Linked DNA regions of Mus musculus: region 2 is linked to region 1. A link is a loop called in an ENCODE intact Hi-C map of the cell type or tissue named here. Cell type or tissue: heart. All regions are shown on one strand.

Evidence for each region. Peaks named below come from ENCODE experiments on the same cell type or tissue, not always from the same donor. Only the 100,000 strongest peaks of a DNase experiment are listed, where the experiment ranks them.
Region 2: a loop joins it to region 1, with 7 times the contacts of the local background. A loop is called at or near these places in 2 of 42 quality-filtered maps.

Annotation. Positions count from the first base shown.
Region 1 is chr3:29,736,896-29,741,895 of GRCm38, reverse strand. No RefSeq gene overlaps it. Among named protein-coding and RNA genes, the nearest start is that of Gm42197, 43 kb to the right of the region's middle. In heart, a CTCF peak has its summit at 2,413 (motif pointing left); no DNase peak of the experiment used is centred here.
Region 2 is chr3:30,512,388-30,517,387 of GRCm38, reverse strand. No RefSeq gene overlaps it. Among named protein-coding and RNA genes, the nearest start is that of Mecom, 5.1 kb to the right of the region's middle. In heart, a CTCF peak has its summit at 2,156 (motif pointing right); DNase peaks (open chromatin) are centred at 2,177, 2,767 and 3,237; H3K4me3 peaks cover 2,842 bases; H3K27ac peaks cover 2,601 bases; H3K27me3 peaks cover 1,464 bases.

The DNA of each region.
Region 1 (5,000 bases):
AGTCCAAAGGTCATTTTATACAACTAATAGGAAATTATAACAAAATCTTTATAATCCCAAATTACATTTTCATCACGAAAGTATTGTAGTACAAGGCAGGCCTAAATGCATAATCATCTACCCCAAACTCTTTTCCTTCTGTTTTGTGTAAGTACATATTTAAATTAAATTATTATGTCATACAACAGTCATGCTCAGAAATTCATCCCATCTACATAACCTATTTCCACCCATCATTATTGTCCCAAGTCCCTTTGGAACAGTGCCCTATGCCTTTATCCAGAAGATGATTGTGAATAACAATATTGTCTCTTTACATCATTCACATTAAATGCATTCATTAACTAAGCGCTGAAACTCACAAAAGACAATGTAAAACTCAAAGTACCAAAAGTGGCATGGATTGTCATTGCCTTGGGGTAGAGAGCAAAGTAGGAAGGGGCTGCTTCAGGCAGAGATGAACAACACAACCCTCTACCCATAAAAGCTAGGATGTGGATTTAAAACACTTTCTCGTAAAGCCTGAAGTATTTGTGACAATAAACAGAAGAATGACACCAACATGCACGGAAAAAGACATAGAGTGCCATAATAAACAGGTAATGATGCCCTCTCTGTCCTTAGTCTGCAACCCTATGTTGCTAAGCCAAATAGCCAGTCTTTTCATATGAGCACACGAGGCAGCCTGCAAAGGCTCAGGCCCTGCTCTACTTTCTCTCAGTTTCCCTTTGAATCTCTTAAGATCCCTCTCCACAAGCGCTCATCATATTTTGTTAGTTCAACCAACAGGGCAGCTGAGAATGTCTTCCTGTAATGACTCCTGTGTAGAGCTGATTACAATTGGTGATGGACAGATGAAAGGAGATCACAAGAATCAGAATGCCAACCATATTGGGAGTGTGGCATGTGTCTGGAGATAAGTCTCAACCTGCTTCACATTGTTCAACATAGGCACATTGATGGATAATTTTGGGTCATGTAGGATATATATGGCGCTCAAAAAAAAAAAAAAAAAAAAGAATGCTTTTCTAAAGAAAAATGTCGAAGCTGTTACAGCCTAACCAACTTTTGTCATGTTGCTTGCAGCCTGCAAATTTGGGTGGGTAGATGACTGGATAATAAAATGCTTTGTTAGGGAAAATATACTTGTCATTTGTATTATGGCCATTTTTCTTGTTGCTCCTGAAAAAAATCAAAGCAAAAGGCTTGAGTTGTCTTTTAGAATAGTAAGGAAAGCATGGTCAAATGGTGACAGCCTCTTTTGAGAGACAGAGAAACAGGCTGAACAAGGTAAAGAAAATTCAGATTTGAAGCATCAAGATGTTTCTTGAAGTGTGGTAAACTAGTGATCAAAGAAAAGCCATAGGAATTGTCTCGCCTGCAGCCTGAAATGGTGTCTTACTATCTTGCTTTATGGTTTTTACAATAAACACTTTTAGCTGATGGTGTTAGGGAACACGGTGAGCATTTGCTTAGATACACACATGGGTGGATTATTACTGGCTTACAGCAGTCAGGTCCTTTGCCTGACGGAATATTTTTAGTCATCCTACTTGCATGATATGGTAAAATTTGTAAAACAAAATTTTTTTTTTTGCAAGTTAACACAATTATCCAGAATAGCAAGTTCAGTAGTTGTTAATTTCTGAAGGTTTAGGAACTTTCAGAACCAGTACAGTGATAGTTTAACAGGCTCCATGTTTTTCAGGTCTCAAAGGTCCAACCTCACCCACACTCCTAGGAGGAGTGTAAACCGGTGAGAACTTCTGTTTGGAGCATGGGCATGGCTTATAATATTGACTATAGCTACTAATAAATTATGGCTCATATAATAAATTTTAGCTAACAAGCCTTTCAGTTCAGCAACTAGGAAAAAATAGCAAAGGAAATCTATGAAAATGTTCAGTCATTCTGTTCGGAATAGAAAGTATTGAGGGAGTCCCGAACATCAGCTGTAGTTGATTTAGTAAACAAATCATCACAGAAACAGGCAACAGTGTGTGGGAAAGGCAGGTCTTGGCAGACTGATATCACATGTGTGCATAACTGAATGAGTGAACACGTAACACGGAGTGTTTTGTAAGTCATATTTATGTGAAAGTGTCCTGCGCTTGGATCTGGAGGGTGGGTGATATTATACATTTTAACACTGGCTGTGTCTGGGGCTTAGGAGGAGAACACGCCAGAGATGCTACTCTTTTGGCATACAATTCTGGAATTATCATTTAAAATACTTTCATCGTTTTCTTATAATATTTTTGCAATATGTATGTGCCTGTATGATACATTAAAAACTGGGCTTAAGGGCGGGGGGGCGGGGCGAAGAATGATGTTACTTTTCAATTTCTTTTTAAATCTTCATCCAAACATACAATGAGTGAGGGAGCCTCTGCCCTCTAGTGGCAACTTTAGCAATTCCCTTCTCGAAAAAGTGCTTAATCCCATGCTCTGGAAAAACCCAACTTCCCTATCCTTTTATATATGGGTGGAATCAACTTCAATTTTGTATCAGGCAGTTTTGCAAAGTACACACAGTTCAACCATACAACCTATATTTGTTAGATTGGGAATCCTTGAAATACCTTGCAACTTTGAATTCATGACGTATTTTCTTTTTTTTTTTTTTTTTTTTTTAAAAATATTTTCTTTTTTTTTTTTTTTTCTTTTTTTTTTCCATTTTTATTAGGTATTTACCTCATTTACATTTCCAATGCTATACCAAAAGTCCCCCATACCCACCAACCCCCACTCCCCTACCCACCCACTCCCCCTTTTTGGCCCTGGCGTTCCCCTGTACTGGGGCATATAAAGTTTGCATGTCCAATGGGCCTCTCTTTCCAGTGATGGCCGACTAGGCCATCTTTTGATAGATATGCAGCTAGAGTCAAGAGCTCCGGGGTACTGGTTAGTTCATAATGTTGTTCCATCTATAGGGTTGCAGATCCCTTTAGCTCCTTGGGTACTTTCTCTAGCTCCTCCATTGGGAGCCCTGTGATCCATCCATTAGCTGACGATGAGCATCCACTTCTGTGTTTGCTAGGCCCCAGCATAGTCTCACAAGAGACAGCTACATCTGGGTCCTTTCGATAAAATCTTGCTAGTATATGCAATGGTGTCAGCGTTTGGATGCTGATTATGGGGTGGATCCCTGGATATGGCAGTCTCTACATGGTCCATCCTTTCATCTCAGCTCCAAACTTTGTCTTTGTAACTCCTTCCATGGGTGTTTTGTTCCCAATTCTTTTTTTTTTTTTTTTATTTTTTTTTTCCATTTTTTATTAGGTATTTAGCTCATTTACATTTCCAATGCTATACCAAAAGACCCCCTTACCCACCCACCCCCACTCCCCTACCCACCCACTCCCCCCCTTTGGCCCTGGCGTTCCCCTGTACCGGGGCACACAAAGTCTGCGTGTCCAATGGGCCTCTCTTTCCAGTGATGGCCGACTAGGCCATCTTTTGATACATATGCAGCTAGAGTCAAGAGCTCAGGGGTACTGGTTAGTTCATAATGTTGTTCCACCTATAGGGTTGAAGATCCCTTTAGCTCCTTGGGTACTTTCTCTAGCTCCTCCATTGGGAGCCCTGTGATCCATCCATTAGCTGACTGTGAGCATCCACTTCTGTGTTTGCTAGGCCCCGGCATAGTCTCACAAGAGACAGCTACATCTGGGTCCTTTCAGTAAAATCTTGCTAGTGTATGCAATGGTGTCAGCATTTGGAAGCTGATTATGGGGTGGATCCCTGGATATGGCAGTCTCTACATGGTCCATCCTTTCATCTCAGCTCCAAACTTTGTCTTTGTAACTCCTTCCATGGGTGTTTTGTTCCCAATTCTTTTTTTTTTTTTTTTCCATTTTTTATTAGGTATTTAGCTCATTTACATTTCCAATGCTATACCAAAAGACCCCCTTACCCACCCACCCCCACTCCCCTACCCACCCACTCCCCCCCTTTGGCCCTGGCGTTCCCCTGTACCGGGGCACACAAAGTCTGCGTGTCCAATGGGCCTCTCTTTCCAGTGATGGCCGACTAGGCCATCTTTTGATACATATGCAGCTAGAGTCAAGAGCTCAGGGGTACTGGTTAGTTCATAATGTTGTTCCACCTATAGGGTTGAAGATCCCTTTAGCTCCTTGGGTACTTTCTCTAGCTCCTCCATTGGGAGCCCTGTGATCCATCCATTAGCTGACTGTGAGCATCCACTTCTGTGTTTGCTAGGCCCCGGCATAGTCTCACAAGAGACAGCTACATCTGGGTCCTTTCAGTAAAATCTTGCTAGTGTATGCAATGGTGTCAGCATTTGGAAGCTGATTATGGGGTGGATCCCTGGATATGGCAGTCTCTACATGGTCCATCCTTTCATCTCAGCTCCATACTTTGTTTCTGTAACTCCTTCCATGGGTGTTTTGTTCCCACTTCTAAGGAGGGGCATAGTGTCCACACTTCAGTCTTCATTTTTCTTGAGTTTCATGTGTTTAGGAAATTGTATCTTATATCGTGGGTATCCTAGGTTTTGGGCTAGTATCCACTTATCAGTGAGTACATATTGTGTGAGTTCCTTTGTGATTGTGTTACCTCACTCAGGATGATGCTCTCCAGGTCCATCCATTTGGCTAGGAATTTCATAAATTCATTCTTTTTAATAGCTGAGTAGTACTCCATTGTGTAGATGTACCACATTTTCTGTATCCATTCCTCTGTTGAGGGGCATCTGGGTTCTTTCCAGTTTCTGGCTATTATAAATAAGGCTGCTATGAACATAGTGGAGCATGTGTCCTTCTTACCAGTTGGGGCTTCTTCTGGATATATGCCCAGGAGAGGTATTGCTGAATCCTCCGGTAGTACTATGTCCAATTTTCTGAGGAACCGCCAGACTGATTTCCAGAGTGGTTGTACAAGCCTGCAATCCCACCAACAATGGAGGAGTGTTCCTCTTTCTCCACATCCTCGCCAGCATCTGCTGTCACCTGAATTTTTGATCTTAGCCATTCTGACTG
Region 2 (5,000 bases), 780 kb before region 1:
TTGCTAAAAATCACTTTCTGTTGAAATTACTTTGTGGCTTTCAACTCACAGGCAGAGAATGGGGTAACCTAGAAACATTAGACTGATTCAAATACCCTCTCTGGTTGGGTTGTGAGGAAAGACTCTTTTTTTTTTTGTGAGGCCAGAGCAGAAGAGAAGCATCTTTCAGTTCCTTTCCTCTTCTCGCCATGTGGTTTGGGTTCTCCTGGGTTCTGCTGTGTCAGCCTGTCTGGAAGATGGTCTGGAGCTTCTTTGTATCGAATATTGACAGTAGCTTGGTATTAGGGACTGATTTGTCAGTTCTCGTGCACACAGCATTTTTTGAGAGTATGTAACCCAAACCCACGCACACACTGGTGCCCATTCAAGCTGCAATGTTAAAGTGAAGATCCAGTTACAGCAATTTCATATACATCAAACCCTTGGGTTCTGCTGTGTGAAGAGACAGCCCGCTGACCAAAGAAAAAATATCCCATTACAGCTGTGAATGAGAAGACAGAGCCCAAGACCACACACACACACACACACACACTCACACACACTCACACACACACACACTCACACACACTCACACACACACTCATACACACACTCACACACACACTCACTCACACACTCACTCACACACACACACACACACACACACACACACACACACACGGGGAGGGGGCACGTTGAGGAGGGGAGACAGAAAGAGAGACAGAGAGGGATCCTTGTCATTATTCTAACTTTCAAAACAGAGTTTAGAGCAAGTCTCTTTTACAAAGTAAAATCCATACGTAGTGTTCTGTATATTATTTTTAACCCCCACAATATTCGTGCAAGATGTACATAATTATTCAACCATACAAAGAAGAAACTCAGTTGTTTGCCTGAATTCACACAGTTGGTTAAAATGGGATACTATATTTGAAACTTCGTTGGATCAACTCTTTAAGATATTAAAATCTGCCGAGTGTGGTGGTCATCACCTTTATCTCTGTATTTAGGAGGCAGAGGCAGGGGGATTTCTGTAAGTTCTGGGCCAGTCAAATGTTTGACTTTGTTTCTTTTTTTAAAAAATCTTAAGAATTGATCTTGCTGGATGAGGATTTATCTCATGTACAGTGCCCATAAAATCTGAATATGGCTATCTCTTAGCAACAGCAGACATGGCTATGCAGGAGAGAAATATGCTCATGCTTCAGATGAAAATTTCAAAATTCAATCTAAGATGCCGCCTTCAGGATGTCCACAGCGAAGAAGGGAATGAGTAAACAAAAACTGTAAGAGCAGGGAGGAATAAAAGGCAGAGACTTGGAAAGCAACGGAGGGAGAATGGGGGAAGGGCTGCCCATCCTTTTGGGGGATCCGGGAAACCTTTAGGTCTTAGAGGCGTTTGGCTTCTAAGATCCAAAGGCAACAAAACTGGGAGACGGGTTTCAACAAAGGACAGAGAAGGTGTAGGTTTTAAGTGAGTAGAATCAGACACTACCCTTTTCGCGACTAAGGCAGGAAACAGGGATTCAGCTGCTGAGGTGATTTAACAAGACAGAAATCTTGGCCAGATACTTTCAAGAGTGGTGTTTCCCAAAAGTGCACTATTTCGGTGAATCGTCTGGGAAAATGTCTTTTCGAGTTGGTCGGTCTAACCCGGCCCTGAGGTTTTGAGCTTCTAATAGTGGTAATGGTCCAAGTAATGGTGGGCTTCTAGGAGCATCCGCGCAACCTGCAAGTGAGCTCAGAAACGCAGAGTGCTTGAGCCTCACCTCAGACTTCCTGGATCCGAATCTGCATGTTAACAAGATCCCCAGGTGATTCGTGCGCACATTAAACTTTGGCAACATTCTTCGAGACGATTCTTTGTTCAATGCAAAGATCTAAAGAGGGCCTCTGGCATTGCACGCCAGCAGTCTGGCTTCTTTCTGGGGCTCCATATCCCCCAGGACTTAAAGATTTGTGCCCGAGTAGCAGCTCCTCCAGATCTTAAGCCGGTAGCAGCGCCGGGAGTTGTTCTCGTCTTAATCCTCCTCGCTGGGTTCCTTCCCACCCTAACTCGCTTCCCTGGGGCGCCCCAGCTGTGTCCCACCCCCAGCCTAGGCAGCTACTGTGCACAGCTGGAGCCCTCCATGGCTGGAGCTTCCGAGCTGCGGCGGCGGAGAGAGCCAGGCGGGGGCGCCGCAGACTAGGCTGTGCGGGAGGAGACCGCGCCCGGCGCCGGGAGCCCAGAGAGGGCCTCCAGAGAGACGCGCGGGGGAGCGCGAGCTCCGCGTGGGCTGCCAACCCGAGCAGCCTCCGCGCCACCCTGGCGCGGTCGGGTACCGCGTGAGTCGCGGATCACACCGTGGAGGCGGCGTGTATTACCTCCATCCGTGGCCCTTCGTACAGGAGCTTCCAGCCTCGAGGGCCAGTTGTCAGCGGACTAACTCTGAGAAAGAACCCGTTATCATTCCGAGCTGGCTGGGGAGCCTGGGAGGTTCGGATTGATGCAGTGACGATTTAAAACCAGCATCGCGCTTCCCTACAAGCCCGCACCTTTTTTTTTTTTTTTTTTTTTTTTTTTTTTGGCTTCTGGGAGCAGGTGGATGTTGCAGGGAGAAGGAACAGGGTCAGTTTGCCAAGAAAACTGGGCTCAAAAGCGCTATTTACAAAAGGGTGACATTTACAATGTGGAGGAGGTGGCTGGCCAGCGGAGGCCAGCCGCTGATCGAACCTTATGTGCTTGCTTTTGACCGGCCTGCAGCTTTACGCGATTACGGCTGCGCTGCAGAGCAAGGATTTCGTAGGAAGAGGAGACTATAAGTCGCGGGGTCTGCATGCAGCTGGGAGGGACGACCTTGCATCCCCCTCGCCGCTGGCCAGATGCACGGTACGCGAAAGCCTAGCAGGCGCCCCGGCTCTCGCCTTGCAGCGGTGCGAAGCGCGGATTTCCCCGCCAGTAGCTTCGTATTCAAGGCCAAGCCGGACTGGCGATTGAGAGTTAACACCTTTTCGTATAACGGGCTGAGGCAGGGGATACGAGTCTCAGCCCTTGCCGAAACCCACGAAAGTGTGCGTTTCTCGTTTCTCGTTCGGAGGATGTCAAACAGAATTGGGAGTCTGAACATTTCCAAAAGCTTCCGTGTGTTCTGTCTCGAGACCCATCGGATTTGTTCAAACTTTCGCGAGTGTGTGAATGTACGCGTGTCTCCACCCTCTCCTTCTCCCCTCCACCCCCACCCCGCCCTTGCCGGCCGAAGTCGTCCTATATAGCGATGATAAATATCCCTGTTGATCACTTGATTGATTACCTCCCTGAAAGGTCACGCGGGCTCGCAGTAATTTCCTTTTGCCTAAGGCTCCCTTTTCACTTTTACTCCAGTACGACAGCTCCGAATGCACGGGATCTTTATTTTTGATTTTAACCCCTAAATGCAACCCCTCCCGAAAACAATGCAGACAAGAAAAATCGAATAAAATCAACTCGAGACCTTTCTGTACACTCTCAGCCTCCCTCCTGGTCTTTACTGCTTTCTTCTTTCTGGTCGCCTCCACCCCCTCCTACTCCGGCCCCCTCTCCCCAGCTCCAATGTATTCTGGATACTGTTTAATAGATGAGTGTCTTGCAAGTAAACTCAGGCGTCCCTTGGGTCTGCATTTCATGTCTGTGACGCTCTCCCTTTCTCTCCTGTGGACTGAAAATTCGGATTTAAACCACCAGACAAGCTATTAATTTAGCTAGGCTACCCAGGGTCCTGAACCCAATTAATTTCTAATAATTATAGCCCAAGGGGGCTAGATAGATCTCCCTGCCTCTTTCTTTTATTGCCACACCACGCCACCGAGGTCAGCGTATAATAATAAAGTGTATATTTTGAAAGCGATCCCCAGAACGAGAGAGTTATTGCAATGAATGAAAATTGTTTCCATTTTGGCTAATTGAACCCCTGGCCGAAAGCTGGACTCTGAGACTAAATAAAGAGAACTGTTTCATTTCAACATGAAGAGACTCCTGCCTACCTCTGGTCACCCAGCGAGAGTTTAATTTCTTAACAGCCAACCTGAAACTCAGCGTTGGGTAAACAGTATTAATAATTACATTACAATGATTAAATTAATCTTTCTGGTAGCCAGGCAAATGTAGGTTTCGATTCAATAGCATGTAGAGTTCACTGCACAAAGACAATAGGCCAAGAAATACCTCCATAAAGAATTCAAACTTTCTTCTAAAGGTACTGTGGGGTTGGCTCAATTATAGTGCCAGGAAAGGAAAAAAAAACATTTCCGGTTCCTTGCTGTTTCTAGCATTAATTAAAGACACAGTTGGAAAGAGGAATACTGACCTGCCTCTTCCTTTTCAATAGTTTGTCTTCCTTTCCACTCCTACCTCTATCTCCCCATTTCTGCTCAAAGAAAGGAAGAAAGGAAGGACGGGGGTGGGGCGGGGAAACAACACACATGTGCACACACACACACATCCCAAACAAACCCAAACAGTTATTAAGCTCATGAATTTTTCCAAGTTGTCACCACTTCCAGAATGCCAGTTTCCATAGAAGGAAAGGCAAGAAAAACTTGTCCTAAGTCTGTCCTAAGTCTGTCCTAAGTCTGTCCCCCAGGAAACGAATTCGAGCAGAAGGAAAGGCGCGTGTGGGGACAGAGAAAGCAGCTTCAACTTCACCAGTTTGTCAGCCCCCCCCCCCTTTTCCTGGACTGCTTAGATCTGTGGTCAGAGGTGTTAGCAACTCCAGAGGTGGCAACAGAAAGTCACCTGCTGTGATCTCACGCCTGGGACTGGGGACAGGTGGACTTGACAGGGAATGAGAATCCGCTGGGGCAGCCGCAGGGAACCACCTCATAGCCGGCGGTGAAGGTCCACAGCCATCTGAGGGCATTCGCTCCATCAGGTTGAGCACACTTGAACTATCAACATAGCTTTTTAATTACTGCACACTTAGGGCAGGAAACAAGAGACAGTGAAAGAAAAGAATGAGAGAAAGAGAAAGAAAAGAAATTAGCTTCGAAGTTGAAAAAAAATATTA